Linked DNA regions of Homo sapiens: region 2 is linked to region 1. Evidence: read pairs that join two places in POLR2A ChIA-PET (ENCODE). Cell type or tissue: MCF 10A. All regions are shown on one strand. Links, peaks and the distances in the headings refer to the core of each region. The heading gives the core; the rest is flanking DNA. Region 1 overlaps KIAA1671. Region 2 has its middle 110 kb from the start of CRYBB2.

Region 1 (16,040 bases), core at 6,055-11,054:
ATGGAGAGAGCAGCTCCCTCCATCCAACAGCTGCAGCTTAGCTCCGTTCAGTTCCTTACTCCTGGAGCCATGTAAATAAAATGAAGTTTTCGACAGTCTATTAGAGTCCCATAAGAAAACCGGAGGGCAAATATCCACCCATTTTTGGAGGGCATGTTGGGAATGGAATACAATGGTGTGCATAAAGTTCCCTTGCGGGACCTGAGGTGTGAGTGGTGGCAAGTGGCTTCTCTCTCCCAGGCCGTGTTGGGTCAGCCCCCAGCAACAGCAGTCATTACCATTGTCCACTGATAGCTTCTGTGCACTGATCACCCATCACTTTTGCTCTACCAGGCTCAAGAAATATGACAAATGTGAGTTCGTTCCATGTGTGTATGATTCTTTTAGGGCAGATCCTGGCTTTCCCCATTTTACAGGGCGAGAGAGCCCAAAGCTCAAAGGTCTAGCCCGAAGTCACACAGCTTTTATGAACTGGGATTCACACCGGGTCTGCCCGCAGCCCAACTCCAGGGTTCTTTCCAGGACAAGCCCTGCAACCTCCCCTGGTTGTTAATAATCGCCTAGCACTGCTGTGGTAGAGATTGAAGTTTAAGCTAACACTGATGAATGAATGGCCAGAGCCCCGTTTTCACAGAGCACAGTGGACTGGAGCTGTGTTCTGGAATCCCAAGATCTGCCTCAGCAGTTACTCGGTGCATCCACATGGGAGCCCCAGGGCCTCCATCTCACCTACACCCAGGGCCTGTGGCTGTCTGCCTCCTGCGTTAGGCTACCTTATAAGATCATTTGCTTTGTGGCAAGAAAGAAAATGAGGGAAGGAAGGAAGGAAGGATGGGAGGGAGGGAGGGAGGAAGGCCAGATGCGGTGGCTCACGCCTGTAATCCCAGCACTTTGGGAGGCCGAGGCAGGCGGATCAGGAGGTCAGGAGATTGAGACCATCCTTACTAACATGGTGAAACCCCGTTTCTACTAAAAATACAAAAAATTAGCCAGGCATGGTGGCCGGCGCCTGTAGTCCCAGCTACTCGGGAGGCTGAGGCAGGAGAATCGCTTGAACCCGGGAGGCGGAGCTTGCAGTGGATCACACCACTGCACTCTAGCCTGGGTGACAGAGAGACTGTCTCAAAAAACAAAAAAAGAAGAAGGAAGGAAGGAAGGAGAGAACAAGGAAGGAAGGAAGGAAGGAGAAAGAGAAAGGAAGGAAGGAAGAGAGGGAGGGAGGGAGGGAGGGAGGGAGGGAGGGAGGGAAAGAAAGTCAGAAAACCTCTAACCTAGTTCTAGTGACTGAAAGATGTTCACACTGTAAGGGCCTGTAAAATCAATTACAGACACAAGCACGCATCCACTACTGACTGATTTTCTATTCGTGGAAGAAATGACAGAAAAGCAAAACTTCCGTCTACTAAAGGAGCAACAGAGTCACGGCGCTCCCACATGGGGATTGTGTGGCCTGCATGGCATACACAGAGTTGAGAAATTCCACCAACAATTCAGGCTTGTCTGCCTTCATTTCTTCTTCAATAAAAGGGGAACGAAGAGCTACCTTTTGCAAGGTTGCTGGAGCATAAAGTGAGTTTGCAAGCACATGATGTCTGAAACAGGGGGGCAAAAGGGCCTCTTTCCTCACCCAAATTAAGTGCCATTTGGTTCCAGGACTATGAGAGACACTTGTGAGAGCTGGACGTGGGGAGGAGGGAGGCAGCTCAGCCTTTCCCTCAGCATTGCATAATACAGTTGGCATTCTGGTGCAATTTGGGAGACTGGGACTTGGTTCCAGCACTGGCTTCCTGTGTCATCTGGTACTGAAATGATCATTTTCTGTGCCTGCCTTCCACAGCAGACCGGATTCCTCAAGGGCTTCAGGAGCCTGGGTTTGTTCACTCCTGCTTCCCTGATGTTCAGCACTGGTGAGCGTCACCAGTTGGATTCTCAGCCCACTTTACAGATAAGCAAACCAAGGCTTAGCTATGACACCAGAGCAGCAGGTTTGGGGGCGGAGGAGAGTCAGAAAGTGGAGATTAAGCAACACAGGGCCACTGGTGAAAGCCAAGTAAGTTGGTAGTATTGTTAATGGTAGAAGCCAATTTCCTAATTTTGCCAATGTGCTATGGTCATGTGAAATACTATCATGTGGGTGAAGCTGAGTGAAGGGTATGGAGAAACTCCCTGAGTTATTTTTGCAACTCCGTTTGAAACTTAAACTATTTCAAAAATGGAAGGAATGAAGGAAGGAGAAGGAAGGAAAAAAAGAAGGATAAAAAAGGATGGACAAAAAAGGAAGGAAGGAAGAAAAGAGAAAGGGAGGGAGGAAAGAAAGAAGAGAAAGGGAGGGAGGAAAGAAAGAAGAGAAAAGGAAGGAGAAAGGGAGGGAGGAAAGAGAAAGAGGTAGGAAGGGAGGGAGGAAGAAGGGACAAAAGGAAGGAGGAAGACAGGGAGGGAGGAAGAAAGGAAGGAAGGACGGAAGGAAGGAATATGTTTGTTTTTTGTTTTTTTTTTGAGATGGAGTCCCGCTCTGTCGCCCAGGCTGGAGTGCCGTGGCGCAATCTCGGCTTACTGCAAGCTCCGCCTCCCAGGTTCAAGCCATTCTCCTGCCTCAGCCTCCCAGGTAGCTGGGACTACAGGCGCCCGCCACCACGCCCGGCTAATTTTTTTCTATTTTTTAGTAGAGACGGGGTTTCACCATGTTATCCAGGATGGTCTCGATCTCCTGATCTCGTGATCCGCCCAACTCGGCCTCCCAAAGTGCTGGGATTACAGGCGTGAGCCACTGCACCCAGCCGGAATCTATTCTTTACACTGCTAAGGTTGAGGATCATGCCCACCAGGTGACTCTTGGTGAGAGGTCTGGTACCTTTAGCACTGCCGGATCCATGCCTGGAAACGCAGGCATCCTCTGAGGATGGCTGACAGGGGTCCTCTCAGCTTTGGATGCCGTCTCCTCCTCATCCGACTCCTCCTTCCTGGGTGATTTCTCCTCTGTTGCAAAGAAAAGGGCACTGAATTCATCAGCAGCTGCCATGTATTGAGGTCCTACATGCCAGATAATTTGCACACAGTATCTCATGCAATGCTCACATCAGACCTGCACAGAAGACGCTATGGCCCATTTTACAGATGAGGACCACCAAGGTGCCTGCTTTCATGCTCTCTCTTCTCACAACTCTGCTTCTTGCCAGAAGATACTGACAACAGGCAGAGTAGGTTTTCTTTTGCGGGAGGACAGAGGCAAACCCATCTCCTGGGCCCTTGGCTCATTCCAAGTCAGGGAATAGAAGGAAATCTTTGGCAGAGGCAGGAAAGTAGATAGGAATGCTTTCAGCCAACAATGCACCGAGGTTATGCTCTCAGAGGAGAATGTGGAGAGCTTCATGTGTCTTGTGGAAAGGCGGCCCAAAGGTGGACCAGGAAGCCATTTTCCTTGACCCCAACTCCCCTATCCAGGACTTAACCCCAGACCCGTGCTTGAGGCTGAGCTGATCACTCAAGCTTTTGGGTGATGGGCTGCCTATCCCACTCTTCCAGGAGTGATATGGGAGGAGTTTCTACTTCTCTGAGACCAGGATGCTGGCATGGGCACAGTGAGGATTGGAGGAGGGGGCGGGGATGAAAGAGGCAAGACCTGGTGCTCTGGAGCCCTTGGGCTACCCGAGGAACTGAGGTACGCTAAGAAAACACAGACCCAGCCTTCCCCATCCAGCCCCTGGCCGGCTCCTCCAGGCTGATGGGAGCCAGAGGTGCTGCTGCCACGTTCCAGCTGGGGGTATTTGTGTGCTTTTGTCCCTATTATGGTCTTCATTTGCTCCAGGTGGCTTAATAGAACTTGGCTCAGAAAACCAAGAAAGTGCAGAGAGGTCTCACCTGAGGCACTTAAACATTTCCTTTAATAACAGAAATGGGATAGGAGTGGGAGAGAGAACTCTCCAAGCATTTCTTTAAGGTATCTGGTCAGAAGCAATGCCCCTCACTCAGCTCAGAGCCTGGTCTGACATCCTAATGTTTGCTATGGGCAAATCCCAAATGAACAAAGGCACCTACAAGATGTTTTTGAGGACTAAAAAGGCTGTGTCTACATAGAGTGGGCAGGTCAGCTGCTCTAGTTTCCATTGCAAGAAGAAATTTTTTCTTCTTTTTTTTTTTTGAGACAGAGTCTAGCTTTGTTGCTAGGCTGGAGTGCAGTGGCACGATCTCGGCTCCCTGCAACCTCCGCCTCCTGGGTTCAATCGATTCTCCTGCCTCAGCCTCCTAAGTAGCTGGGATTACAGGCACGTGCCATCATGCCCAGCTATTTTTGTATTTTTAGTAGAGACGGGGTTTCACCATGTTGGCCAGAATGGTCTCAATCTTCTGACCTCGTGATCCACCCACCTCGGCCTCCCAAAGTGTTGGGATTACAGGCGTGAGCCACCACGCCCTGCCTGTTTCTTCTTAAAAGTCTTTCATGGCTCTCCATCTACAGACGAAATCTAACTCCTTAGCAAAGCATCAGGGATCTCCATGATCTGGCCCCTGCCTACCTTTCCAGCATATCCTGCTATTCCCAGCTTGAGCAACACGTAACTGTTTAGGGATGCTCCTGCCACACACACAGTTCCTCGGGTAGCCCAAGGGCTCCAGAGCACCAGGTCTTGCCTCTTTCAGAATGTTCTTTCCACATCTCTGTCCCTTTGATCTTGTTGATACTTCTGCCTGGAATAACTTTCCCTAACTCATTATTATCCATTCTTCAAGATTCAGCTCAGGTTTTGATACGGTAAGCAGCCAAAATAGTCCTTAGAGGAAAATGTATAGCCTTAAATGATGCATTAGAAAACAGAAAAGATTGATAATATATGGACTGATCTTTCAACTCAGGAATACAGAAAAAAGACCAGCGAGCAAACCTAAAGAGAATACAGGGGTGGATTTAATCAAAATAAAAGCAGAAATAGTAAAACCTTATTAAGCTATGTCTCTGTCTCTTGTAACTCAAAGAGCCTCAATTAATATACTAACCTTCAAAACACTGTTTTACCTAGTTTCTGATAAGTTCTGCATAACAAGAAATCAGTTTCCACTTTTGGGAGTGCCACCCTGGAGGCCAACGCATTGGGCAGGGGAAGCGGCTCCGTTCCCTTCCCAACGCAGGAGGCGCAGGTGCTGAAGCAGCTGGTGGAGCCGCGCGAGCACGAGCGGGAGGTGCTGCACAAGGCGCTGGAGGAGAATAACAACTTCAGCCGCCAGGCGGAGGAGAAGCTCAACTACAAATGGAGCTCAGCAAGGAGATCCGCGAGGCGCACCTGGCCGCACTGCGCGAGCGGCTGCGCGAGGAGCTGCACGCGGCCGAGGTGCGCAGGAACAAGGAGCAGCGAGAGGAGATGTCGGGCTAAGGGCCCGGGACGGGCGGCGCCCATCCTGCGAGAGAACACGTTCGGGTTTTGGTTTTGTTTCGTTCACCTCTGTCTAGATGCAACTTTTGTTCCTCCTCCCCCACCCCCGCCCCCAGCTTCATGCTTCTCTTCCGCACTCAGCCGCCCTGCCCTGTCCTCGTGGTGAGTCGCTGACCACGGCTTCCCCTGCAGGAGCCGCCGGGCGTGAGACGCGGTCCCTCGGTGCAGACACCAGGCCGGGCGCGGCTGGGTCCCCCGGGGGCCCTGTGAGAGAGGTGGCGGTGACCGTGGTAAACCCAGGGCGGTGGCGTGGGATCGCGGGTCCTTACGCTGGGCTGTCTGGTCAGCACGTGCAGGTCAGGGCAGGTCCTCTGAGCCGGCGCCCCTGGCCAGCAGGCGAGGCTACAGTACCTGCTGTCTTTCCAGGAGGAAGGGGCTCCCCATGAGGGAGGGGCAACGGGGGAGGCGGGTGATGGTGTCTGGGAGCCTGCGTGTGCAGCCGGAGCTTGTTGAACTGGCAGGGGGTGGGTGGGGGCTGCAGCTTTCCTTAATGTGGTTGCACAGGGGTCCTCTGAGACCACCCGGCCTGAGGTGGACACCCTGGGCCTTCCTGGAAGCCTGCAGTTGGGGACCTGCCCTGAGTCTGCTGGGGAGTGGGCATTCTCTGCCAGGGACCCATGAGCAGGCTGCATGGTCTAGAGGTTGTGGGCAGCATGGACAGTCCCCCACTCAGAAGTGCAAGAGTTCCAAAGAGCCTCTGGCCCAGGCGCCTCCGTGGGACAGCCCCGCCGCCCCTCCCCACCAGGGCTTTGCAGATGTCCTTGAAAGACCCACCCTAGAGCCCTTTGGAGTGCTGGCCCCTCCTGTGTCCTCTGCCCTGGTGGAAGTGGCAGCCACAAGTCCTCCTCAGGGAGCCCCAAGGGGGATTTTGTGGGACCGCTGCCCACAGATCCAGGTGTTGGAAGGGCAGTGGGTAAGGTTCCCAAGCCAGCCCCCACACCCTTCCCACTTGGCACCCAGAGGGGGCTGTGGGTCGAGGCCTGACTCTAGGCCTCTCCTGCCCACACCCTCTGGGCTGAGTTCCTTCTTTCCCTTGAATGCCCAGTGCTGGCCTTGGAGGATGGTCAGCTGGAGGACGGCGGTGGGGGAGGCTGTCTTTGTACCACTGCAGCATCCCCCACTTCTCCACAGAAGCCCCATCCCAAAGCTGCTGCCCGACCCCTTGCTGTAAAATGTGAAGGGGGTGGCTGAGTTCTCTTAGGACCCAGAGCCAGGGCCCTCAGCTTCCATCCTGCGGGAGGCCTTGGCCGGGCACTGCCAGCGTCTTCCAGAGCCACACCAGGGACCACGGGAGGATCCTGACCCCTGCAGGGCTCAGGGGTCAGCACGGACCCACTGCCCCATCTCCCTCTCCCCACCAAGACAGCCCCAGAAGGAGCAGCCAGCTGGGATGGGAACCCAAGGCTGCCCACATGTGGCTTTTGTGGGACTCAGAAAGGGAAGCAGAACCGAGGGCTGGGATATTACTCATGGTGGCAGCTCTCATAGTGCAAGCCTACTGTAATATGCACCCATCTCATCCATGTAGTAAAGTGAACTTAAAAATTAAATGAACAATTAAATAAACACCTGTGTGTTTAAGACATGAAAAAAAAAATCAGTTTCCTATGTAATTGTGTTCTAATGATCTACAGCCTTCCAAGTCAGGAATTTTTTCATAGGGCTTAGTCTAAATCCTTCCTGCTGTTCAATGTGCTATCTGAGGAGGAGAGAAGTCATGGCATACCCGTTGAGTCTTTGAACATCCACGTGTTGTCAGTCTCATCCTCCAAAGGTGATCTGCTCTCGGACTCACTAAATCGGCTGCGCCGGAGGGAGTGGGAGATGGGGGCCCGGCGGCGGCTTCTCTTGCTGAGCTGCACCCGGGTCTTGAGGGCACTTGAGTCGAGGACTGAGGTTTGCTTTGGGAGCAGCAGGGAGGAAGAGGAAAAAAATCAAGGGAACCATCAATGGAGGGTACCACAACACAGTTGGCGGTACACAGCTTCGTTGACAGATGAGAGGCTATTTAGGTGGTACCTAGGCCAGGGCTTCCACATTTTAATAGTAACCTAACACCCAAAGCCTAAATTTCCCCATAAAACATACCCCATAGGCTGATGACAAAAGTCAGGTGGAACAATGAACCTTGAGTGCCCTAGTACAGTGCCTGGCTTCCTGGCACCCAGTAGGCACATAATACAAATGCCTTTTCCCTCCCAGTGACATCCACCACACAAGCATGTAATCTACAGCAATGATCAGTACACAGCAGGAGCTCAATTAATGTTTGTTTGTTGAATGAATAATGGATTCAACATCTAACTAAATCCTTCTGTCAACTGTATTCACACAGAGTCCCCGGGTTGAGACGTTCTCCGTGGAATTCCTCCATTACTCACATAATCTAGGGTGCAGGTGGGAAGGGAGGGGGCAGCTTACTAAACATCAGGAGTCCATTTTCAGGCATCCCTGAAGACTCACACTCGGAGCTGCGACAGGTGGGGGGTTGGTGAGGGCCCCCCCAGTGAAAGGGTGGGGAGCACAGACCATCTGGGTGGGCCCCAGTAAGGAGATGGGAAGTGCCTGGCTCAGAATTCTCCCGGGAGACAGCAGTGAAGTGCTCAGAGCTGGGGTTCAAACCCTGCTGGGTTCGAATCCTGGTTATGTGACCTTGGGCAATGAGCTTCACTTCTCTGAGCTTGGGTGTCCCTATTTATAAAAAGGAGATAAACAGAGTGCCTCCTTCCTACAGTGGCTGAGAGAACTCCCTGTGCTCAGGTGTGGAAAGCCCTTGTTTCAGACAGAGCCTGACCACGGCTCACAGCCAAGAGCTCTTTCCGGCAAGCTCACGTTCTTACATGAAATGTTGGTTTCTTCCGCCTAGGTCCACTTTGGAGAAATTCCATCACCCAAGGCCTTCTAAGTCAGTGATGACAGGCTAATTTCAATGAATCATTTCCCAACAATGGTAAGTAACAAAAGTCCCAATGGGGTGGTGGAAGGAGCTGATCATAGCTACTTCCCAAACCAGCCACAGTGGTATCTTGTGAGGAGACTTGCACGGGACCAGTGAAAGAGGGGGAAAGACGGAAATCAGAAAGTGCCTGCTGCACCTAGAGGCAGGCTTGCTTCTCCGGCCACTTAACAGAGCCAGGTTTTCAGACTCCAAGAGAGCAGGACAGAATCACACTGACAGAGGGGCTGGCTTGGAGGGGAAGATGGTGCCACCCTTGCATCCTCAGCCTGGTACAGAGACTGGATTCCTTAGTGCTCCGCCTCCGCCTCCCCATTTGGCCTCCAAACCGTCCCCACAGGAGACCTAAATCATGGTTGGCACCATACATAAACCTCAGTATCCCCACAGGAGACCCAAATCGTGGTGGGCATCACACATAAACCGCAGTATAATTTCAGTAAGCGTTAGACCTATGCTTCGGGACACCAGCATTTAGAGTCACTCCATGGCCACTCTGATTTGCTAATTTGCAAAAAGCGCAGGCAGTTTTGCCTCTGGGGTTATTAACATGTGCCTGGGCCAGTGGTCAACACTCACTGATTGTTGTTTATAATGGACATCAAGAAGGAACCACTTAGCGTTCTAGCAGGAAAGTTCATGATGCAGTGACATGATGCTGGCATGTAAGGCACACAGCAAGATCTCAATACATGTCTGTTGAGTGAATAACTGAATATATCACCTAACTAAATCCTGATGACACCCAGGGAGGTGGGCATGGCCATGGTTATATAATGGGGTTCCCCAATCAAGACTCAACTTGTGTCTTTCTTTGTCTCCGCCCTGATCTAGAGGTGCCAGCGAGAGACCTTGGCCATATACTGAAGGAGAATCCTCTTTGAAGCCCTAAAGGAAGCCCTTTTTCTAAAGCAGCGGTGTTCCTCCTCTGGGGAAATGTGGGTAGCCATGCCCAAGTGTGTAGGTGGGAGGCTTTACTGCCAGGAGAGAGGGTCCCTTTCACATTTTGCAGATGTTCCATCCCCCAGAAAGTGGGCAGGTAGCCCTATTGTTACGCGAGGAGAATAATGACATCACCCCTGGGTTTCAAGGGTTGAAAAGGAAGACCTGCCTGACCCCTGGAGGTGGGGCTCCCAGGGGAAAGGAGGATAAGTTCTGGTCTGGAAGATGCTAGAGCAGGAGACCGTTTGACCTGCTATGCTGGGGCAGCTGACATCCTGGCTGTGCTTGGGACCTGAAAGAGCTGAGTGCTAGGGACTGTCCCCTGGGACCTCCATGAAAGGTGCCCATGCCTGAGGGGACTTTCTGTCCTGGAAGAGCCACTACAGAGACAGTCGGATCCCCTGATACCAGGGACACTGTTGTACCAAGCAAGACCTTAGTGAGAACGTTCAGCAGAATCATTCTGAGCAAACTCCAGCCTCTTCATGCTTGCAACTATAAACCTCAGGGTGACTTCCCAGGGGTAAGTGGTCAGACTCCCTGCTTACCTAGCAGGTAAGGGCTTAGATCAGTTTTAATTTGAATGCATGCAATTGTATTTGAGGCTGTGGAGCTGATGATGCTGGTTACAAGTGGATAAGGAAGCTGAGGCTCAGAGAGGTGAAGACATTTGCCCCAAGACACACAGCAGGTGTATGGCAGGTCCAAGATACATGCATAAGTGAGTCCCATTTCAAAGACAGTGCCCTCCGTACCCACTCCAAGGGTCCCTGGCACACAGATCCTACACCTGAAGTGGCAATTCACAGAGAGAGGCTGGAATTTCCATTTAAGAAGAAATGCTCCTGGCCACTGACTTACATCAATGAAGGAGAAGTCATCTACTCTCTTTTCAGGGCAGGCGTCCGGTGGAGGCGGCCCCTCCATCCCATCGGTGGATTCCAGGTCAGTGCTGGAGTGGTCCACGCTGGTGCTCCGCTGGTCCCTGGAGCAGTCATACTGGTCCCCTGCCGAGGTGGGCTCCGTTTGGGAGGACAGAGAAGACAAACGGCTGCTGGGGGGCTGTTTCCTTGTCGATGTGGCACTGCTATCTGGGGACTCAGTGGCCAAGCTGCCAAAAAAGGGAATGAAGGGAGACATGGTTATGGAGAACGTTTCAGAGAACGGGATTTCAAGTGAAGGATGCTGCAGGCAGCATAGCTTGGGTTATGTTTTATAAGCCAAGTAACAACAGACAGAACATCCCAGCAGAAGACCCTCTTTGGAAACAGCACAAGATGTGCCAGCGAGGTGCTGTCTAAGGCACTGCCTGGAACACCTGGCCAGGTGCAGAATGGGAGGAGTCAGTCCTGTGCCACTCAAGATCCTTTGGCCCTGCGCTGTCCTGGACGGAAGCTGCTTATCACAGGTGGTTGTTGGGTCCTTGCAATGGAGCAAGTGACAGAGCTGAGATATGCCGTGAGCATCTTACACACTGGATTTCCTATACCTTACACACTGGATTTCCAATACTTTGAATAGAAAAAAAGAATGTAAACTGCCTCGCTAATAACTTTTCATGTTAATTACATGTGGAAATGATAGTATTTTGGATCCCTTGGTTCTGATAAAATACATCCCTAAATTGAATTTCACTTGTTTCTTTTTATTCTTTTGGTGTAGCTACCAGGACATTTTAAATTACATATATGTCTTGCATTTGCAGCTTACATTATAATTCTTTTTTATTTATAATCGATACATAGTAATTACACGTTTCCGGGGTACAGAGTGGTGTTTCAATACATGTATATATTGCATAAGGATCAAATCATCATGTTGTATTTCTGCTGGGCAGTGCTGATGTAGATCAAATTGTTATCAGCAGTTACCTATGGAAGAGCAGGTGGTGGGACCTGCATTATTTCATTCACTTATTCATTCAGTCATTTAATAAAAATCTACTGAGCACTTACTATGTGCCAAGCATTGTGCTAAAAAATGTGTCATTCAGTCCTCTCCAATAATCCTATGAGGATTAGCCTATAACTGCCACAATCCTACAAGTTAGGGTTGGTGACATGGTTTGGATTTGTGTCCCCAACTAAATCTCATGTCGAATTGGAGGAAGGGCCTGGTGGGGGGAAGTGATTGGATAATGGGGGCAGATGTCCTCCTTGCTGTTCTCATGATAGTGAGTGAGCTCTCACAAGATCTGATGGTTTAAAAGTGTGTGGCACCTTCCCGTTCTCTCTCTCCTGCTGCCAGGTAGGACGTGCCTTGCTTCCCCTTCACCTTCCGCCATGATTGTAAGTTTCCTGAGGCTTCCCCAGCCCTGCAGAACTGTGAGTCAATTAAACCTCTTTCCTTTACAAATTACCCAGTCTCAGGTAGTTCTGTATAGCAGTGTGAAAACAGACTAATATAATTGGCCTCATGAACTTAAGTATTCTTATTCACCTTGTTAAAGGTGAGGAAACTGAGGCATAGAGATGTAAATTAGCTTGTCCCCAGCAACAGGACTGGGATTGAGCCCAGGCAGTCTGACTCCAGCGTCCATGTCCTTGGCTCTCTCCTACTTCTGAAATCTCTTCCTATGATAATATAATCAGGTATCACTTGGGTCATTGGAATAATGTAAGATAGAAAATTTACAGATAATTCAAGTCATTAAAAACCTCCTGCCCTGCCTCCATCCACATATTAAAAAGAACACCTAAGCCAATAGCCTAGCAAAGCCTCCAGGTCATGGGAAACCCTCGCCTTGAGAAAGGACAGGTGGGCACACCTGACAAGTGGGCCTACTCTCAAGACCACCAGTCTGCTCCCTTGAGCAGAACTTTCCACAGGTGTGCTGGCATTTCATCGTGCTTTCTGTCAGCTCTGGGGTGATTTTATTACTTGTCATATGGAGGATGTTAGGGTTGTAAGGTGGATTGAGGCAAATCCACACGGGATGAAGGTAACAGCACTGAGAGACAGCAGGTGGCACCACTGTCCAAGGCTGGGTGTGCCATGCTCCTGGGGTGGCCCGAGGAGGGGAAGTTGCATTGTCTCTGCAGGACAGCAGGGAGCACCCCCTCAGGGGTGCACCTAAGTCCACACTCCAGGTCCCACAGGTCCTGAGTCAGAACTGGGGAATGGAGACCCCGAGAGAGGAACGGGCTCCTAGGGTCACACAGTGACATGTGCAAAACCAAGACCTGGGTTTCCAGACTCTCAGTCCAGTGCTCTTGCAGGGGTATTCTAGATAAATTTAAGTAAGCTCATAACTAAACACATATTTCATGGGTCAGTGGGAAAAACAGCTTTCTCGGGCACTGTAAAAAACCTTTGCTTTCCTTTTACTTTTTCTTATCCATTTTCAATTCTATCACCCTCCTGCCAACTTTAATATTGGTGACTTTATCATTTTTATCACTGTGGTAAAATACAATTTGCCATTGGTCACATGCAGGACAGTCACAGTGTTGTGGAGCCATCATCACTGTCATCCTAGAAATTTCCATCACCCCAAAAGGAAACCAGATACCCACGAAGCAGCCACTCCCCATTCCCTCTCCACCCCAGCGCCTCATCTGTTTTCTGTCTCTATGGTATTTGCCTATCTTGGATATTTCATATATCATTATTATTATTATTATTTTTTTTTAGACAAGGTGTCTCTCTCTGTCGCCCAGGCTGGATTGAGTGCATTGGCGCAATCTTGGCTTACTGCAGCCTCCACCTCCCGGGTTCAAGTGATTCTTGTGCTTCAGCCTCCTGAGCAGTTGGCATCACAGGTGCCCACCACCACACCCAGCTAATTTTTTTTGCGTTTTTAGTAGAGATGGGGTTTCGCCATGTTGGCCAGGCTGGTCTCAAACTCCAGGCCTCAAGTGATCTGCCCGCCTGGGCTTCCCAAAGTGCTGGGATTACAGGTGTGAGCCACTGTGGCTGACCCATAATCTTTTTTTGTTTGTTTTTTTGAGACGGAGTCTTGCTCTGTCCCCCAGGCTGGAGTGCAGTGGCACAATCCCGGCTCACTGCAACCTCCGCCTCCCAGGTTCAAGTGATTGATTCTCCTGCCTCAGCCTCCCAAGTAGCTGGGATTACAGGGGTACGCTGCCACACCCAGCTAATTTTTTGTATTTTAGTAGAGACGGGGTTCCACCATGTTTCCCAGTCTGGTCTCGAACTCCTGAGCTCAGGCAATCCGCCCGCCTCAGCCTCCCAAAGTGCTGGGATTACAGACGTGAGCCACCGCACCCGGCCCATAATCTTTATTATTATTTTTTTGTACTTCCTAATTTCCTTTTTAAAAGAAGAATGGGTTCCTTTTATAATTACAGACTGGAGGTTTTAGCAATATAGAAATCAGGAGGTGGGTGGGCTGCAGCAACTCCAGCCCAGCTGCCCCCTTTGCAGCCAGAATCCCGTCGCACGCGTCCTACCTCTCCCCACTCTGGCACTGCTCTGTCCACGTCCCATACTGGCTGCCGGCTTCGTGCACGAGGGTGTCAGTGTCCTTGGGTTCAGTGGGCTGCCGGGAGAAACACTGCTTCAGCTGGTCCTGCAAAGACAAGCCAGATGTGAGATTTCTACCAGGAAATGTACTCAGAACCCCCGTCCCGGCTGACACACAAATCAGATCGCATGGCCCCCAGCTCAAACCCATCCCAGCAACCCGCTGCCTTCCTAAGTGGGGCCAGACATCTTGGCTGGGCACTAGCGTGACCAATCGTCCTGGTTTACCAAGATATCACAGGATACAGGACTTTCAGTGCTAAAAGTGGGCCAACTGGGATGAAGTGGTCACCCTACCTGGCATGTGGAGCCCTGCAGGGCATCGCCTGGCCCCCACCTCAATGGCCCTCTCTCCTCCTCACAGTACAGCCTGGGCACACTTCTCTCATCTTCAGTGTTACTCAGACTCATGGATCTGGCTGGGGGAAGCTCCATGCACCCGCTTGCCCAGGTTCCTACCACCACCGTGTTTCCCAACCGCATCACCAGACAGAACATCCATGGAGCACCGAACTTGGGACAGGCATTGGGCTGAGCTCTTGACATGAGATCACCTGGTTGAACTACAGTCCCTCGACAATCCCATGGGGTGGATCTTATTACGATCCCCATTTTACAGATGATAAAATTGAGGCTTAAAAACATGAAATTACGGCCGGGCATGGTGGCTCACTCTTGTAATCCCAGTACTTTGGGAGGCCGAGGTGGGCGGATCACGAGGTCAGGAGATCGAGACCATCCTGGCTAACATGGTGAAACCTCATCTCTACTAAAAATATAAAAAATTAGCTGGGTGTGGTGGCAGGCGCCTATAGTTCCAGCTACTTGGGAGGCTGAGGCAGGAGAACGGCGTGAACTCGGGAGGCGGAGCTTGCAATGAGCCAAGATTGCACCACTCCAGCCTGGGCGACAGAGAGACACTCCATCTCAAACAAAAAACATGAAATTACACGCCCCAAATCAAATAGCCAGTAAACAGCCAGCGAAGTGGAATTCAACCCCCAGGTCCAAACCACTGCGCTTCAGGCAACATCAATCCCTTGGGCTGTTGCAACCCGGTCTGTTGCTGGTCTCGGCCCTCGGCCTGGGCACTCAGAGAGGGCACGCAGGGAGCAAGGGTGCTGATTAGCACAGAACTGACCACAGGGCCAAGCCTGGCACACGGTGGAAAGGCCATAAATCCCCATTAAATGACTGAACTGCTGTCTTCCCTCATTTGTCTGCTTCGCAAATTAAAAGCCCATTCCCTGTGATGTGGCCACTGAAGTGGCTGCCACTTAGGCTTGTGCTTTGTTGAGTGGGGAGAAGCTGGTGCCCTCAAGACAAAACCAAAAGTCCAATCCTTGGATGGGCCGTTGGCACACTGATGACTCAGACGGCCTTGGCTGCCTGAGCTTTGAAGCTTTGAATGACGCTCTCAGTCACCTTTTTTTTTTTTTTTTTTTTTGAGACAAGGTCTTACTCTGTCACCTAGGCTGGAGTACAGTGGTGCAATCACAGCTCACTCCAGCCTTGGCCTCTGGGGCTCAAGTAATCCTCCTGCCTGAGACTCCCAAGTAGCTGGGAGTATAGGTATACACTACCACACCCAGCTATTTAAAAAAATTTTTTTGTAGAGATGGGGTCTCGTCATGTTGCCCAGGCTGGTCTTAATCTCCTGGGCTCAAGAAATCCTCCTGCCTCAGCCTCTCAAAGCATTGCAATTACATTGCATGGTGAGGCACCACGCCCAGCCCCAGTCACTGTCTTTTGATGAGGAATTTGGAGATGGGGGTTAGGGCATAAGACTGGCCCAGAAAGACAAACGGGGCTCATCTTTACTCCTTACGTTCTGTTCCATTTGAGATCAGGAGGCACATTCTGCTGGAATATGCTTCATATCATCTCCTGCTCAAAAACCTTCCGGGGTTCCCTATTGTCCTCACGTAGAAATCCAAGGCCCCTTGAAAGTGAGCCCCCACATTTCCTGTCTGATCCCATCCCCTACCCTTGCTCCAAACAAACTCTCTATCCCACACTCTTTGGCTTACTACATACCATACCCACACAAGCCTCACACACTCCTGGCCTCTGCAGCCTTGTTTGTATCATTCCACCTCCCTATCCATCCTTCTTAAACAAAGCTATTGCAACCCATGGTGATATCTCCTCCCTAAACTTTTTTTTTTTTCCCTAGATGGAGTCCCACCCTGTCTCCCAGGCTGGAGTGCAGTGGTGCAATCTTGGCTCAC
Region 2 (16,040 bases), core at 4,396-9,395, 150 kb before region 1:
GTCCAGTTGAAACACGTCAGCCAGGCACAGTGGCTCACGCCTGTAATCCCAGCACTTTGGGAGGCTGAGGCAGGTGGATCATCTGAAGGAGTTCAAGACCAGCCTGGCCAACATGGAGAAACCCCATCTCTACTATAAATACAAAAATTAGCTGGGCATGGTGGTGCACGTCTGTAATTCCAGCTACTCAGCAGGCTGAGGCAGGAGAATCACTTGAACCTGGGAGGTGGAGGTTGCAGAGAGTTCAGATCCTGCCACTGCACTCCAGCCTGGGCAACAGAGTGAGACTCTGTCTCAAAACAAACAAACAAACAAAACAACAAAAACACATTTCTGGGCCAGACAACCCTTGGTCAACAGTGTCTCCTCAAGGACCATTCCTCAAGTGACTTCCAGAAGAGGTGAAAAAGAAAAACTCATCTGTCCCAGCCCCAGGAAGATCAGGCCTGGGACCTGTGTCCTGACCCTGAAGTCCATCCCTGCTGATTTGTGTCCTGTCTGCTCCGTGTCAGAGAAGTGGGGACCTGATTCCTGTTCTGCCCCCCAACCAATTTCTGCTGGTGTCACTGCCATCATCACATACAGATGGAGAAGACAAGAGAAAGCAATGAAACTCCATTCTTGAGGCATTTAGGATGATGTCCATGCCATGCTTTCGGCAGACAGGAAGGCCAGGTCCTGTTCACTCCTACTCAGAAGGGGTCTAAGAGATATGAGTACTAACTGTGATATTTCTCCTCTGCTCTTCCCTTCCTTTTTTCTTTTTTTTTTTTTAAGACGAAGTCTCGTCCAGTCACCCAGGCTGGAGTGCAATGGCTCAATCTCGGCTCACTGCTACCTCTGCCTCCTGGGTTCAAGTGATTCTCCTGCCTCAGCCTCCTGAGTACCTGGCATTACAGGTGCCCACCACCACACCCAGCTAATTTTTGTATTTGCAGTTGAGACGGGGTTTCACCAGCTCGGCCAGGCTGGTCTTGAACTCCTAACCTCAGGCAATCCACCCACCTCGGCCTCCCAAAGTGCTGGGATTAGAGGCTTGAGCCACCGCGCCCAGCCCATGTCTTCCGTTTCTTTACACTGTGTGCGTCCATTGAGTCAGTGGCTGCTCATGCTCACACCAGCCCCCGACAGTGGGACAGTCCATCATGGGGATCAGTACATGGTGAGCGCTAAGCCTCACTAACGTAGCGATGCAGGAGGTCTCCAGTGAGATTGATGGGCACCAGGCTAACAACAATGTCCTCTGAGTTCTGATGTGGCACTGGCCCTTGTCCGTCTGCTATGGATTGGAGCTTTTTTTTTTTTTTTTTTTTTTGAGACAGAGTTTCACTCTGCCACTCAGACTGCAGTGCAGGGGTTCGATCTTGGCTCACTGCAACCTCCACCTCCCAGGTTCAAGTGATTCTCCAGCCTCAGCCTCCCAAGTAGCTGGGATTACAGGTGTGTGCCACCATGCCTGACTACTTTTTGTATAAAAATACAGGCTTTCACCATGTTGGCCAGGCTGGTCTCAAACTCCTGACTCAGGTGATCGGCTGTCTCAGCCTCCCACCGTGCCCGGCCATGGATTGGAGCATTTCTAAGGCTTGAGGTACTCATGTTACTAAATACAATGCAATATCTTCCTGATCCTTCCCTGCTTTGACCAAGTGCTAAGGAATGATCGCAGCACTGACAGATGTTGACCTGCACTATTCCATGTGATCCCTTACACTTCTCAGAATCTGTGAGCTGACCAGAAGCCTGTGGGCTTTCTATGTATATTTCACAGTAATGTCCATGCCAACGTCTATTGTTCCGTGTACCTTTTGCTACCCAGGGTTATGTGACCAATGGGGCCCCATTTGATGATGGGCAATGTTTGGCACGCTTATAGGCCATCCACTACCACTACCAGGGGCACACATAGGTGCTGGAACTCCCTGGTGTAGGGTCATATCACCAAGCCTGAGTGCTGACACAGTTAAGTAATACAGACCATCAACATCGGGACCCATTTCTGGGTTCACTTTTGCCTTTTCCATTCAGGAGGTCAAAATCTGGGTTCATTCCTTTCTGCACTCTCTCCATATAAGGAGTAGGGATATTAAACTGACCTTCAGGTACAGCTGTGGTGAGGGAGTAAAGAGGTCATTTATGTAAAGTGTATGGTGGTGTTGAAGTTTTTCTTCCTTTTTATTAGAAGAATGACATGACTCGGGAGGCTGAGGTGAGAGAACCACCATAGGCCAGGAATTCAAGAAAACTGACACTTGCACTGTGCTGGGCATGCGGGTCCACATTTTAGGGGAAAAACACACATTTACAAACACATTCACAATCACTACACATTAATTCATCCCTAGCTAACTCCCAACCCTCATGCACACAAACCCACACCATCTAAATGATACGGCTGTTTCCAGGGACTCCAGTGGATGATGACAGTTCTTCACTGAGCCATCTGTTTCTCACAGTGCACTCCAGGTCCTCACTCCTATCAGGAACCTGAGGCCAGGCAGGCTCTCCAGACAAAAGCAGGGAATAGAGCCCCCCACAACCCATCACTTAGATTTGTATCAGCAAGGGAGTGGTCTTAGGATATATACGGTGTTAGAGAAGAGAACAAGACACACTCGGGCCTGTCGGGGCAGGGGAAGGGAGAGCATCTGGATAAACAGCAAATGCATGCAGGGCTTAATACCTAGGTGATGGTTTGACAGGTGCAGCAAACCACCATGGCACACTTTTACCTATGTAACAAACCTGTACATCCTGCACATGTATCTCAGAACTTAAAAAAAAAAAAAAAAAAAACAAGTTAAAAAAGAAACGGCCGGAGTAGGCAAATCTACAGCAATAGAAAGTAGATGAGTGGCTTCCTATCGCCAGAGGTGTGGGGGTTGGAAAAAGAGAGGAGTAACCACTAATGGATACAGGGTTTCTTCGTGGAGGAATGAAAACGTTCTAAAATGAGATTGTACAATGGTTGCACAACCCTGTAAATACAGTAAAAACACTGAATCACCCACTTTAAATGGGTGAATTGTTTTGCATGTCAACTATTTCTCAATAAAGCTTTTTTTAAAAATAATAAATACATACGGTAGGAATTTTGGGCAATGGGTTTTCATGGAATATTTGCAAGTCCATGTTGGCTGGCAAATACAAAATTATTTTTCAAGAAGAAAAAGTTGCTACTAAAAAATATGCTCACTACCAGACAGTTTGTAGGTAATGCTGTCATTTTTTACTGTCATCATCAATTAGGCCTCAGTTGTTCATAAACTCATGGCTGGTCACTAGAGTCCATGACCAACTGAAGCTTGATCAACTGAAGCTTGATTGACAATGGCAATCAAAAATGATATTCACTTGATATTCCCCCCACCAAGAAAATTGTCTTAGTCATCTGTTATGTATATGGTCAGACTTTTATGTCTTCATTTCATTAATAAGGGAAGAAGCCCCAGAAAAAAAAAAAATTCTCTTCCAGATGAAGGAATGCATCTCACCATTTCAGATAACACCTCCTCCGCAATATCAAGCGCAATATCTTCCAGGTCCAGAACAGAAGCTAGGAGAACATAGAGTAATAGTCAGTGCATTGGTGCTTCTCAGGAATCCCACTAGGAGCCTTGGGGGATGTGGGGACCAGCGCTGAAGTCTATGGAGGTGGGTGGTTGACAAGCATGGACTGAGCTGCTGCTGGACCATTCTCTTTGGTGTGGAAGGAAAGCAAAGGAGAGGAGGAGAAATGTGAAATATTAGCGTTAAGAACTGATTAATACAGAAAGGCACTGTATGGTTCTGTGAGAGCATCTCCTCACACCTCCTGCCCATTTGAAGGTCCAGGCCAATCCCCTCATTTTTCAAAATGTTACAAGACCATTTAATTCTGTGGATTTACATATCCTGCTACTACATTTATCACCTATCGTGTTTTACTTTTTAAATTATGGTGAAGCATACATATTATTTTAATTATTTAGTGTACATTTCAGTGAGATTGAATTCAGTGAACTACATTCATGACGCGGTGTCAATAATGAGAAAAATCTAAATTCATACTCTAAGCTTAAAAAACAATTCTTGCAGAAATCAATGGAATAGAAAACAGAAAATCATCCGAGAAAATCAATAAAACAAAAAGCCAGTTCTTTGAGATCAGTACCATTGATAAACCTCTACCTTGGCTAACCACAAAGGAAAGAAAGATGTTACAATGTACTAATAGCATCAATTGAAGAGCAGTTAAATCAAAAAATAATAAAGGAATATTCTGAACACATCTATGCCCACAATTTGATACATAGATGAAATGAGCTCATTCCTTTTTATCGATTTTAGAAGACCAAAAGTCTTCTGGGGAAAAATAGATCATCTGAATAGGCCTATATTTATTTTAGAAATTGAAGCAATGATTAATAATCTTTCAAAAGAAGGAAAAACCAAAAACACTACATTCATATGATTTCACTGGTTAAAAAAAAAAAAAAAAAATTCTACCAAAATTCTTTTTTGTTGTTGTTTTTTGCGACGCAGTTTTGCTCTGTCACCAAGCTGGAGTGCAGTGGCGCGAACTCGGCTCACTGCAACATCTGACTCCCTGGTTCAAGCGATTCTCCTGCCTCAGCCTCTCAAGTAGCTGGGATTACAGGCACAGGCCACCACGCCCAGCTGATTTTTGTATTTTTAGTGGAGGCGGGGTCTCGCCATGTTGGCCAGGATGGTCTTGATCTCCTGACCTCGTGATCACCCGCCTCAGCTTCCCAAAGTGCTGGGATTACAGGCGTGAGCCACCGTGCCCAGCCCCAAAATTCTTACAAAGAAAAACCTGGTCTTACCATACAAGCAAGTAATTATAATCCTAAGTATTTCCTTAGTTATATTTTGGAAACATAATTTTTAAACAAGACACAGCAAGGTTTTTAATAGCTATATTCATAATTGCCCAAAGTGAAAGCAAATATCTAAACATTTGAGGTGTCCTTTACTATTAAAAGTGAACCAAGCCTGGGCAACATGATGAAACCCCATCTATACAAAAAAAAAAAAATAGAAAAATTAGCTTGGCATGATGCCTTAGTGCCAGTTACTTGGGAGCCTGAGGTGGGGGGAACACCTGAACCTGAGGAGGTCAAGGTTGCAGTGAGCTGTCATTGCACCAATGCATTCCTGGGTGACAAAATGAGGCCTTGTCTCAAAAAATAATAATTTTGAATTTTGAATTTAAGAAATCTCCAGCCGGGCGCAGTGGCTCACGCCTGTAATCCCAACACTTTGGAAGGCCGAGGCAGGTGGATCATGAGGTCAGGAGATAGAGACCATCCTGGCTAACACGGTGAAACCCACCTGTACTAAAAATACAAAAAATTAGCCAGGTGTGGTGGCACGTGCCTGTAGTCCCAGCTACTCAGGAGGCTGAGGCAGAAGAATTGCTTGAACCCGGGAGGCAGAAGTGGCAGTGAGCTGAGATCATGCCTCTGCCCTCCAGCCTGGACAACAGAGTGAGACTCCATCTCAAAAAAAAAAAAACAAAAAATCCAAATATTTGGGCCTGAATTATCCCAATTATTAGCTACTTTAAGGGTTGGGAGAAAAGTAACAATCTGACCCTTAGCTGGTTCCTTCATTTAGGTACCAAACCGGCCGGATAGGTGAGGCTAGAGAATGGGATGGGGACTCCAAAATTGGGGTATTTGAATTTTCATTGAGAAAAGGGAGAGACTAGATCAAAAAAGCCTCAATGTCTAAGGCAAGAGGCAGAGCCAGCCTTTGTCCCCCATGCCCAGACCTGGGAAAGCTGGCTATGGACAGGAGGGAGCTGGAAGCTGAGGATGTCTCTGGGGATGAGGGTAAGGGAAGGGGGTGGGGGTGGCCAGAGGTGTGCCAGAGGGTAAACGGCACCCGTGGCTTTTTTACCTGTGGGCATCTTTTGGTTGCTGATGTGCTGCAGGTCTTGGCCCTCCGTGGCTCCCACATCCAGCTTGCCAGGCTCTACGGTAGTGGATTCTGATGTTGCAGCAGCCACGGCCTCATAAATATCAGATTCATAACTGGATGCTGCCTTCCCCCTGGGCCAGCCACAGTCGGAGCTGACTTTGGGGCACACACGACAGGTCAGTATATTCCCCGTGGGGCACCTACACTCCTCTCCACTCCTGCCTGAGCCTTCGATGAAATTGTAACTGTGCTGCCCTAGCAGCCACACTACTGAGGGTGGCCCTGCACTTGTAGAAGCAGCCTGACCCCAGGCAGATCTGGGGCCTCAGCCCGTAGTCTGCCGCCACCTCCCAAACTGGATGGTCTATGAGGTCGGGGACCTACTGTTTTACCTCAAAAAGAAACACGACAAGCGCCAAGAGGCACAAAAACTGCCGTCAAAGAGCACAGTCGGAGCTCCTCCTCCCTCCACTGCCAGCTACCGACTGAGGGCTGCTGGCCTGGCTAATGCCTATAACCCACAAAGCTTCCTATGTCACCTGGTTACCAGGAAACAGGTCAGGCTAGTGACTCACCATGTCCAGCCCCACAGCCCCCCCAGTGCCTCACAATGCCCATCCCAGCTGCTGCCCACCTTGTGGCACCCCTGCCCCTCCATGGGGACTGCACTACTCAGGCTTTTATTCACCCTGTGCGGCCTGAGCTTTCCAGAACTAAGCAAAGTGCAGGGGGGGATTGTTATTGGAAGTCACCCTTGGCAAGAAACTCAATAGAAAACCCTGGCACGGCCGGGCACGGTGGCTCACGCCTGTAATCCTAGCACTTTGGGAGGCTGATGGGGGAGGATCACCCGAGATCAGGAGTTCGAGACCAGCCTGGCTAACATGGTGAAACCCCATCTCTACCAAAAATACAAAACATTAGCTCGGCGTGGTGGCAGGCACCTGTCATCCTAGCTACTCTGGAAGCTGAGGCAGGAGAGTCGCTTGAATCCAGGAGGTGGAGGTTGCACAGTGAGCTGAGATCGCGCCATTGCACTCCAGCCTGGGTGACAGGGTTGAAACTCTCTCAAAAAAAATAAAATAAAATAAAATAAAATAAAGAAAACCCCAGTTACTAAAGTCAGTTCCACCAGCATTTCTGTTTTTGAGTCTGACAGCTTTCATTTGCTCACCAAATGTAGTTATACACAAGTTTTTGACTGCTTTTGTAACTAAATGCTTCTCTCCTGTCTTACAAGTGTTAGTTCTTGTCTGCAACTTGACCATAGCTACCCCCAGGGCCCTGGTCCCACTCTCAATAGAGAGTTATGGCTGTGTATCCTCAGTGAAACCCTGGGACACATCACACTTCCCTCCTCGTCTATAAAATAGGGACTGAACACATCCTTCCCAGTTCTGTAATGCTAGGACGTACCAACTCCCTTTTCTCGCTGTTTCTTCTTTCCATGGCAGGGGTATTCAGATATTTCTTTTATTTACTTTTTATTTATTTTTTGAGATGGGAGTGTCACTCTGTTGACCAGGCTGGGGTGCAGTGGCACGACCTCGGCTCACTGCAGCCTCCACCTCCCAGGTTCAAGTGATTCTCCAGCCTCAGCCTCCCGAGTAGCTGGGACTACAGGCATGCACCACCGCATCTGGCTAATTTTTGTATTTTTAGTAGAGATGAGAGTTTCACCATGTTGGTCAGGCTGGTCTTGAACTCCTGACCTCAGGTGATCCACCTGACTCAGCCTCCCAAAGCGCTGGGATTACAGGTGTGAGCCACCACGGCCAGCCTCAGGTATTTCTTTTACTAATAATGCATAAAACATTATTTTCTTATACAAAATTAAGAACCACACAGTGGGGTACCATTGTCCTCATTTGATAAAGATGAATAGTCAACATCTGGCAAGCATTATGTGTCTGACACTGTTCCAACTGTGGCCTACTAATTTAACCTTCAGAAACAGTCGCATTTTATAGATTTTGGAGAATAAATCTAGATGGAAAAGTCAAGTAACTTCCCCAAAGTCCCACGACTGCTCAAGGTGGGGCCAGATTTTAATCCTGAGGAGTCTTGATCCCCACAAGATGACTGTGGTTATCAGAAAGTAAAGGTAGAAGTCAAGCATGGAGGGGAAGTGACATTGTAGATTAGTTTATTTTAAGAAAAATGGCTGGGCGCGGTGGCTCACAGCTGTAATCCTAGCACTTTGGGAGGCCCAGGTGGGTGGATCACGTGAGGTCAGGAGTTTGAGACCAGCTGGGGCAACATGGCAAAACCCCATCTCTACTAAAAATACAAAAAATAGCTGGGCGTGGTGGCACATGCCTGTAATCCCAGCTACTCAGAAGGCTGAGGCAGGAGAATCACTTGAACCCAGGAGGCAGAGGTTGCAGTGAGCTGAGATTGTGCCACTGCACTCCAGCCTGGGCAACAGAGCGAGACTCCATCTCAAAAAACAACAAAAAAATGTTTTTTATGTGGATTTTTAAATTCCTCCCTTTCATTCAACATTAAATCCCTTCTAAGGGTGAGGCACTTCATGGTCCTGAAACAGTCCCAACACTCAGTGAGTTCAGGCAGATGAGCAAACCAAGGCTTAGAGAGTTCAGTTGTGTAAGACTACACTGCTGGGCAGTGAATGAACCTGGAATACAAAGACTCATTCACTGTCCAGCAGTAGAGTTTAAGTAGAGTTTAAATTTTATTCTAGCAACATGAGAGTCACGGAACCACATAGAGATGAGGAGTCTCTATCAGACGTGTTTGCAGTGAGGTCTCTCTGCACAACAGAGAAGGACTCATGGAAGCAATGGGACCAATTAAGAGACATTATGTTGGGAGGCTGAGGTGGGTGGAACATTTGAGGTCAGGAGTTCGAGACCAGCCTGGCCAACATGGTGAAACCCCATGTCTACTAAAAATACAAAAATTAGCCTGGCATGGTGGCGGGCACCTGTATGTAGTCCCATCTACTCGAGGGGCTGAGGCAGGAGAATCACTTGAACCCGAGAGGTGGAGGTTGCAGTGAGCCAAGATCACACCATTGAACTCCAGCCTAGGCGACAGAGAGAGATTCTGTCTCAAAAAAAAGAGAGAGAGACACTATGTTCATCTGGGAGAACAGATAAGGCCAAAGGCAGAGGAAATGACTGAAGTGGACGGAAAAGTTTTGTGTTCATTTGGGAGAGAGAACAGGTAGTGCTAGAGGATTAGATGTGGAAGAACAGGGGAAGGAAAAGGAAAAACAGGCTGCTAAGGCTCTAGTTTGAAGGACTGGGTAAATATCAGTGACTTTCTCCTACACAGACAATGTAGGAAGAGGAATAGGTATGGGGAATAAGATAGTTTTGGGCCAGACACGGTGACTCACGCCTGTAATCCCAGCACTTTGGGAGGCCGAGCTGGGTGGATCATGAGGTCAGGAGTTCGAGACCAGCCTGGCCAACATGGTGAAACCCAGTCTCTACTAAAAATACAAAAATTAGCCAGGCACAATGGCAGGTACCTGTAATACCAGCTACTCGGGAGGCTGAGGCAGGAGAATCCCTTGAACCTGGGAGGCGGAGCTTGCAATGAGCCGAGATCATGCCACTGCACTCCAGCCTGGGTGACAGAGTGAGACTCCGTCTCAAAAAAAAAAAAAAAAAAAAAAGATAGTTCTGGACTCTTAAGTATCGCACTGAAATGGAGCTCTCTGCTTGAAAGTTGGATAGAAACCTCTGTAGGCTAAGTCCATTCTATGACATCACAACTCATGTTTTAAAAAATAACACACACGTTAAGTCAAACCATTAACGAAATTTCCTAACATTTACATACAAAGAATATGACAATTTTTTAGTTATTACTTTCTTAGAGCAACTCTGAATTTATGATCATGGTGAATGAGGTGTCATGTAAAATAAAGCTGTTATATAAAAACAACATTTAAATTTTATTCTCATCAGAGCATATAGAAAACAATTGAAGCCATGGGTATGGCAGGGATTGCTTTAAAAAGCTGTGTCTAATAAGGGGAGTTGGAAAGAAAAGAGATGTGGGGGCCAGGCACGGTGGCTCATGCCTGTAATCCCAAAACTTTGGGAGGCCTAGGCAGGCGGATCACCTGAGGTCAGGAGGAGTTCAAGACCAGCCTGGCCAACATGACAAAACCCCGTCTCTACTAAAAATACAAAAATTAGCGGGCATGTTGGTGGGCACTTGTAATCCCAGCTATTCGGGAGGCTGAGGCAGGAGAACTGCTTGAACCCAGGGGATGGATGTTGCAGTGAGCCGAGATGGTGCCACTGCACTCCAGCCTGGGTGACAGAGCAAGAATCTGTCTAGCAAAAAAAAAAGAAAAAAGAAAGGAGACTTGGGGAACAGGGAGATTTAAGTGGCATTAAGTAAAGCCTGCAAATGTAAGCAGTGAGTGTCAAGGTACCTCACTGTTCATCAGAAATGGCTGATCGAGTGAGTCTCATCACAATGGAGCTGGTGTCTGCTTCTGATTTCTGTAATGGCCACACCTAGCACAGTACCTGGTCAATAGGGACTCAATACCTGATACCCCAATGAACAGAGTAAAATTCTGCCAGTTCAAAAACACATCCATACCCACCAACTTCTCTCGTGGAGTTTTACTTCTTTCACTTACTGTAATGTTTTGAAGTTCATCCCTCCTGTGACCTGTATCCATAGTTTCTTTTCCTTGTGTAACTGAGCAGTACTCCACTGTATGCACAGACCATATGGGTCTATCCATTCTCTAGCTGACGGACACTTGGGTTGTTTCCAGTTGCTGCCTATAGTGAATGAGGCTGCTGAGAACATTTATGTACACGTCTTTTTGGAACACATGCTTTCATTTCTTCTAGACAAATTCTTAGGGCTGGAATTGCTAGGTCAAATGGCTAGTTCATGCTTAACTTCTTTTTCTTGCCTTTCTTATTAATAGAAAAGAATATACTGATACATGATATTGGAAATATCTTTTTTTTTTTTTGAGGTGGAGTATTGCTTTGTCATCTAGGCTGGAGTGCAGTGGCGCAATCTCGGCTCACTGCAAGCTCTGGCTGCTGGGTTCACACCATTCTCCTGCCTCAGCCTCCCAAGTAGCTGGAACTACAGGTGCCCGCCACCATGCTCAGATAATTTTTTTGTATTTTTAGTAGAGACGGGGTTTCACCATGTTAACCAGGATGGTCTCGATCTCCTGACCTCATGATCCGCCCGCCTCGGCCTCCTAAAGTGCTGGGATTACAAGTGTGAGCCACCAGACTCGGCCTATATTGGACATTTCTGAGTTACATGTGCTGTTTGGTTCTGTGCATCCACCGTGTCATCATCAAGTCAGGATATTTGGGGTATGGCTTCAGTATTTATCATTTCTATGTGTTGAGTATATTTCAGTTCTCTCTTGTGGCTATTTTGAAATATACAATACATTATTGCTAACCATAGTCACCCTACTCTGCTATCCAACATTAGAACACATTCCTTGCATCTAACTGTAAGTGTGTATTCATTGACCAACCTCTCTGCATTCCCTTCTTATACCCAGAGAAGGAGAGAGGAAGGAAGGAAAGGAGCTGTGGTTGGGCTGAATTAGGGCCCAGGGACGGCTGTGTCCCAGTCCCGGGACCTGTCCATGTGCTGTGTTGTGTGGCCTCAGGGACTTTACAGATGTGATGATGTCAAGGGGCCTGAGGTGGAAGATGATCCTGGGTTATGTGGGTGGGTCCAAGGTGGGGTCTTTATAAGGGAAAGGAGGAGGCAGGAGGGTCAGAGTGACAGCAGGTGTGGGGCTGGAGGACAAGAAAGGGAGAGAAGGAGGGAGGGTGAGAGAAGGCGGTGGGGAGAGAGAGAGAGAGAGAGAGAGAAGAGTGGGAGAGATTTGAAGATGCTGGCTCTGGCTTTGAAGTTGGAGGAAAGGGCCAGGAGCCCAGGGCATCCTCTAGAAGCTGGAAAAATCCTGGACACGGATTCTCTCCGTAGCCCTCAAAGGAGCCTGGCCTGGCTGGCACCCTGATTTTAGCACTCTACGATTCATTTTGGACGTCTGACCTCCAGACCAGGGACAGAATCAATGTGTGATGTTTTAAGCCTCTAAATTACGGGTCATTTCTGACAGCAGCCACAGGAAAGTGAAACAGGAGCCATGGGAGAGACTCCCTAGGATGCCCCAAGGGTACCTCCTTGGCCCCACCCACAGAAACACAGGCCTGACCACTGCTGGTGCCACCACCCCTCTAACACCCTGATGAGCAGGAACCATGCAGGAGAGGCTGGGTGTGGCTGGGCCCTGTTCTCTCCCCCCACACCTTCTTCTCAGAGAGGAGCTGGAGCCCCAGACCTAGGGAGCCTCACAGAGAAATGCCCAACACAGGACCTGGTTTTCCACCTGAGGCCCAGGATCCAATGGCGAAGAGTTTCCCAAAAATGATGCTTCCTGCAAAGATGGCCAGTGACTGTCTGTGCCAAGCATCTGAGAAACTCTCCATGTCCTAGGGCTGCCAGGAAGTCACCTGTGCACATGTCAGAGCCCAAATCCCATCAATAGTGAGGCCTTGGGTAAAACACATCCCCACTTTTAATTATGAAGAGATGCCTGGCCTCAGCATTGAGAAAACCAACTTCCCTCGAGCAAAGACTTGTTTAATCTCTTAGAAATGATGGAGCACACCAGCCTGAACAACATGGCGAAACTCCATCTCTAATAAAAATACAAAAATTAGCCGGGTGTGGTGGCACATACCTGTAATCCCAGCTACTCAGGAGGCTGAGGCAGGAGAATCTGTTGAACCTGGGAGGTGGAGGTTATGGTGAGCAGAGATTGTACCATTGCACTCCAGCCTGGGCAACACAGCGAGACTCCAACTAAAAAAACAAAAAGAAAGAAATGATGGAGGTATTACCCTTCTTGCACTGGTTCCTGGAGAGCTCAGAGCCTATCTTTTGCAAGTGTCCTGATCCTCTTGCAGGCCTTTCATGTGTGTTTCCTTCTTGGCTTCCTCCTATTTTTCTCAGGCCTCTGAACCTGCTGTCAGATGAAAAATCCTGGACAGTCCAGCTCTCAGGGGTGGGGAGTTGGGCAGAGAGGAAGGAAGGCATTCCAGGGGCCAGGGTCAGGGCCAGAAGAGGGGCTCCAGGCTCAGAGTAGGATTTCCAGGCTGAGGAAAGAGAGGCTGTGGGTGGGTAGAGGGTCCAGACCAGGACAGGGACACAGGGTGTATCTGGAGGCTCAGCCAGAAGTAGCTCCCTCCAGAAAGCAGGCAGCGAGTTGGGGGTTGAGCTGCAAGGAAGAAGGGGAGGAGGGAGAGACTGGAGGGACTGGTGTCCAGTGAGCGAACTCCTCCTATCCTGGCCTATTTCCCCAGGGGACACCCGTGGGTGGCTTTGATCCTCTCCTCCAGGCTACTTTCCCACTGGTGTCAGCATTCTCCCAGCGCCACACTGAGAACCCAGGAGAAGCATCACATTATATGAGAGATAAGAAATGAAGAGAGGGAGCAGGATTTCTGGTTGACAAAGAGGATATTTACTGAGGGTTTACTGGGTACAGGGAGAAGGGCTGGATGGCTTGGGATGCAGAGAGAGACGCCTCCCCTGGGATCCTGCAGCTCCAGGCCCCTGTGGGTGGGGTGGGGGCTGGGAACCTATGAACATTCTGCAGGGGCCACCGTCTTCTCTGCAGTGCTCCCTTCATGCATGACCTGGCAGCTGTAGCTTCTGCGGGACCTCCACTGCTCGGGCGTCAGGCTCAGGTAGCTGCTGGCCATGTACTTGCTGTTGCTCTGTTTGGAGGGCGTGGTCATCTCCACGCCCTGGGTGATGGGGGTACCATCTGCCTTCCAGGTCACCGTCAAGATTCCCAGATAGAAGTCATTCATGAGACACACCAGTGTGGCCTTGTTGGCTTGGAGCTCCTCAGAGGACGGCAGGAACAGAGTGACCGAGGGGGTGGCCTTGGGCTGACCTGTGTGGACAGAGGAGGGGGTGAGAGATGGCAGAGGGAGTGTGGGGTGTTGTGGAGCGCCTCTCTCTGTCTAAAGTCTCTGGGAGGGTTCATGGTGTGGCCGTCTGGTCCACCCAGGGCCTCTCCTTCCCTCCTCATTCCCTCCTTTCCACTGGAGCCCTCTGGAGAGCAGACAGCCCTGTGCCTTCCTAGGACCCCTTCCCAAGTCACCTTTCCCAGGTGTCCTGGCCCAGCCCTTTCCTCTGCAGCCTCAGTTTCCCCGTGTGCACCCAGGGCAGGCTGTGCTCCCTCCTTCCTGGTTTCTGGAGTCTGAGTTTGGAATCTAGGGGTCTCCCCAACAGCACACAAAACTGACCTGGCAGGGTGTGGGGAGGCCCAAGCCTGGCATGGCCTGGAGCTTCCCATCCCCTGGGGCACCAGGCTGTGACCCAGCCTGGCCCACTCAGCTCTCCTGGTGAAGCGTGGGCTCCACCCAGACACACCCTGGGGCTCTGCCGTCGCCCCTGTCCCCACCAGCCCAACCACAGGACCCTTCACATCGGCTGGGTTCTTGGGGCTGCTAACACAGATGTTGGGGTACCACAGCCCCCATGCCCACCCCAGCAGCCTCTGATGCCCCTGGACTTCACCTGTCAGCCGTGGAGTTCTCTGCACTCCCGTTTACTCCCCGCTAGTCACCTTCTGAGTCTAAGGTGCCCTTCCTCAAATGAAGGCAGGAGGCCGACCTGTGAATGGAGACACCAGGCCCCAGAGGTGATAGGGCTCCAGGGACAGACACATCTCTGCACTAAGAGACCCTCTCCTTTCTCGTGACCGTCCTGGGAGGGCTGGGCTCTGGGACCTCACCCAGTCTCACCCATCCCTCTATGTCCCCATGTCCTTACGACCCAGCACAGGCCACAGAGCTGCAGCCTAGACCCAGAGCCCTCTCTGTGCCCTCCATTGGTCTCCCCTTGGGGTGACGCCTGTGTCCCCAGGGCCCTGTGTGGCCCTCCCAGGCTGGATGGGCATCCAGCCCTCAGCCTAGACCCTGGGGTCCCGGGGACTGTCTCTAAGGCCACTGCAGGGCCCCTTATCAGAACCGGCCTCTGTCCCTCACTCAGACACTTGCCCTGGGAGAGGGGAGGAGCACTGACCCCGCCCAATCCCAGCCCAGGTCCCGGGACCAGGCTGTGTCCCACTGTTGGAACCTGAAGGCGGCTGCTCCCACTGTAGAGGCCCTTCAAGCCAGTTGACCTGAGACTAGCCCACTTCCCCCAGACCCCAAGGAGAAAGGGAGGGTTTCATGCCTAAGGCCTGGAGGCCAGAGGGGAAGAAGACCCAGAGAAAGAAAACAGATTTTTCCAGAGACAGGAGAGGGTGGGACAGGCTGGGAAGTTAGAGCCACGTACCTAAAACGGTGAGCTGGGTCCCGCTGCCAAACACATGCTTCACTGAATTATGCTTGGATTGAAACCCCCGGGGCCAGCACCCGGGGCCAGTCCAGGAGCCGCGCTGGAGCAGGAACCTGCTGGGTGTGAGGGGCACAGGGCTGCAGTGTGTAGGCTGTGATCTAGGCACAGGGTAGGGGGGTGGCCAGTGTCCCAGTAGTGTCCCCCAGTAGTGTCTCTGTGCCTGTTCTCTATCTGAGGCAGGTGCCGCCCACAGCCTTGGAGTCACCCCGGCATGTGTCCCCCTCTCTGAAGCTGTTGGTGCTGATGGCAACGCTGGGCCCAGTAGGTCCCAGCAACTCCCTGAGTGACACATCCCCTCAGGCAGCTGTGCCGTGTGGCTGAGGAGTCCTCAGCTGGCTCGGACCTGTCCACCTCACTTGGCCTCATTTTAAGGGCCTCTGAAATCTGCCACAAGTGTCCCCAGTCAAGGAGGCTGACTTCCTCCCTGGACCAGGACACTGGGTCATTCCTGACTCAAGAGGAGAGTCCTCTGCTTTTGTATCTACCCATGGAGATGCAGCTCAGTCTCACTTTGTTCATGAAGCCTTTTCTGATCATTCATTCCGTCTGTCCGTCCATCCATCTGTCCATCTGTGCATCTGTCCATCTATTCATCTGTCTTTGCATCCATCTATCATCTGTCCATTCATCCATCCATCTACCTGTCCGTCCATCCATAAATACATTCTGTCTACCAGGCACTGTTTCGTGTGCTGGGGACATGGTGTGGT

What was found. Peaks named below come from ENCODE experiments on the same cell type or tissue, not always from the same donor. Only the 100,000 strongest peaks of a DNase experiment are listed, where the experiment ranks them.
Region 2: POLR2A ChIA-PET joins it to region 1 with 6 read pairs; 2 of 35 experiments call an interaction of 5 or more read pairs at or near these places.

What each region holds. Positions count from the first base shown.
Region 1 is chr22:25,168,635-25,184,674 of GRCh38, reverse strand. It overlaps KIAA1671, which reads right to left. Exons shown (of 13, transcript NM_001145206.2): 7 at 13,737-13,855; 8 at 10,186-10,435; 9 at 7,153-7,327; 10 at 2,852-2,976. It also overlaps the pseudogene STMN3P1. Among named protein-coding and RNA genes, the nearest start is that of CRYBB3, 23 kb to the left of the region's middle. RefSeq lists silencers at 12,179-12,473, 15,239-15,533. In MCF 10A, for the core only: no CTCF peak of the experiment used is centred there; a DNase peak (open chromatin) is centred at 8,304.
Region 2 is chr22:25,317,603-25,333,642 of GRCh38, reverse strand. It overlaps the pseudogene IGLL3P. Among named protein-coding and RNA genes, the nearest start is that of CRYBB2, 110 kb to the right of the region's middle. In MCF 10A, for the core only: no CTCF peak of the experiment used is centred there; no DNase peak of the experiment used is centred there.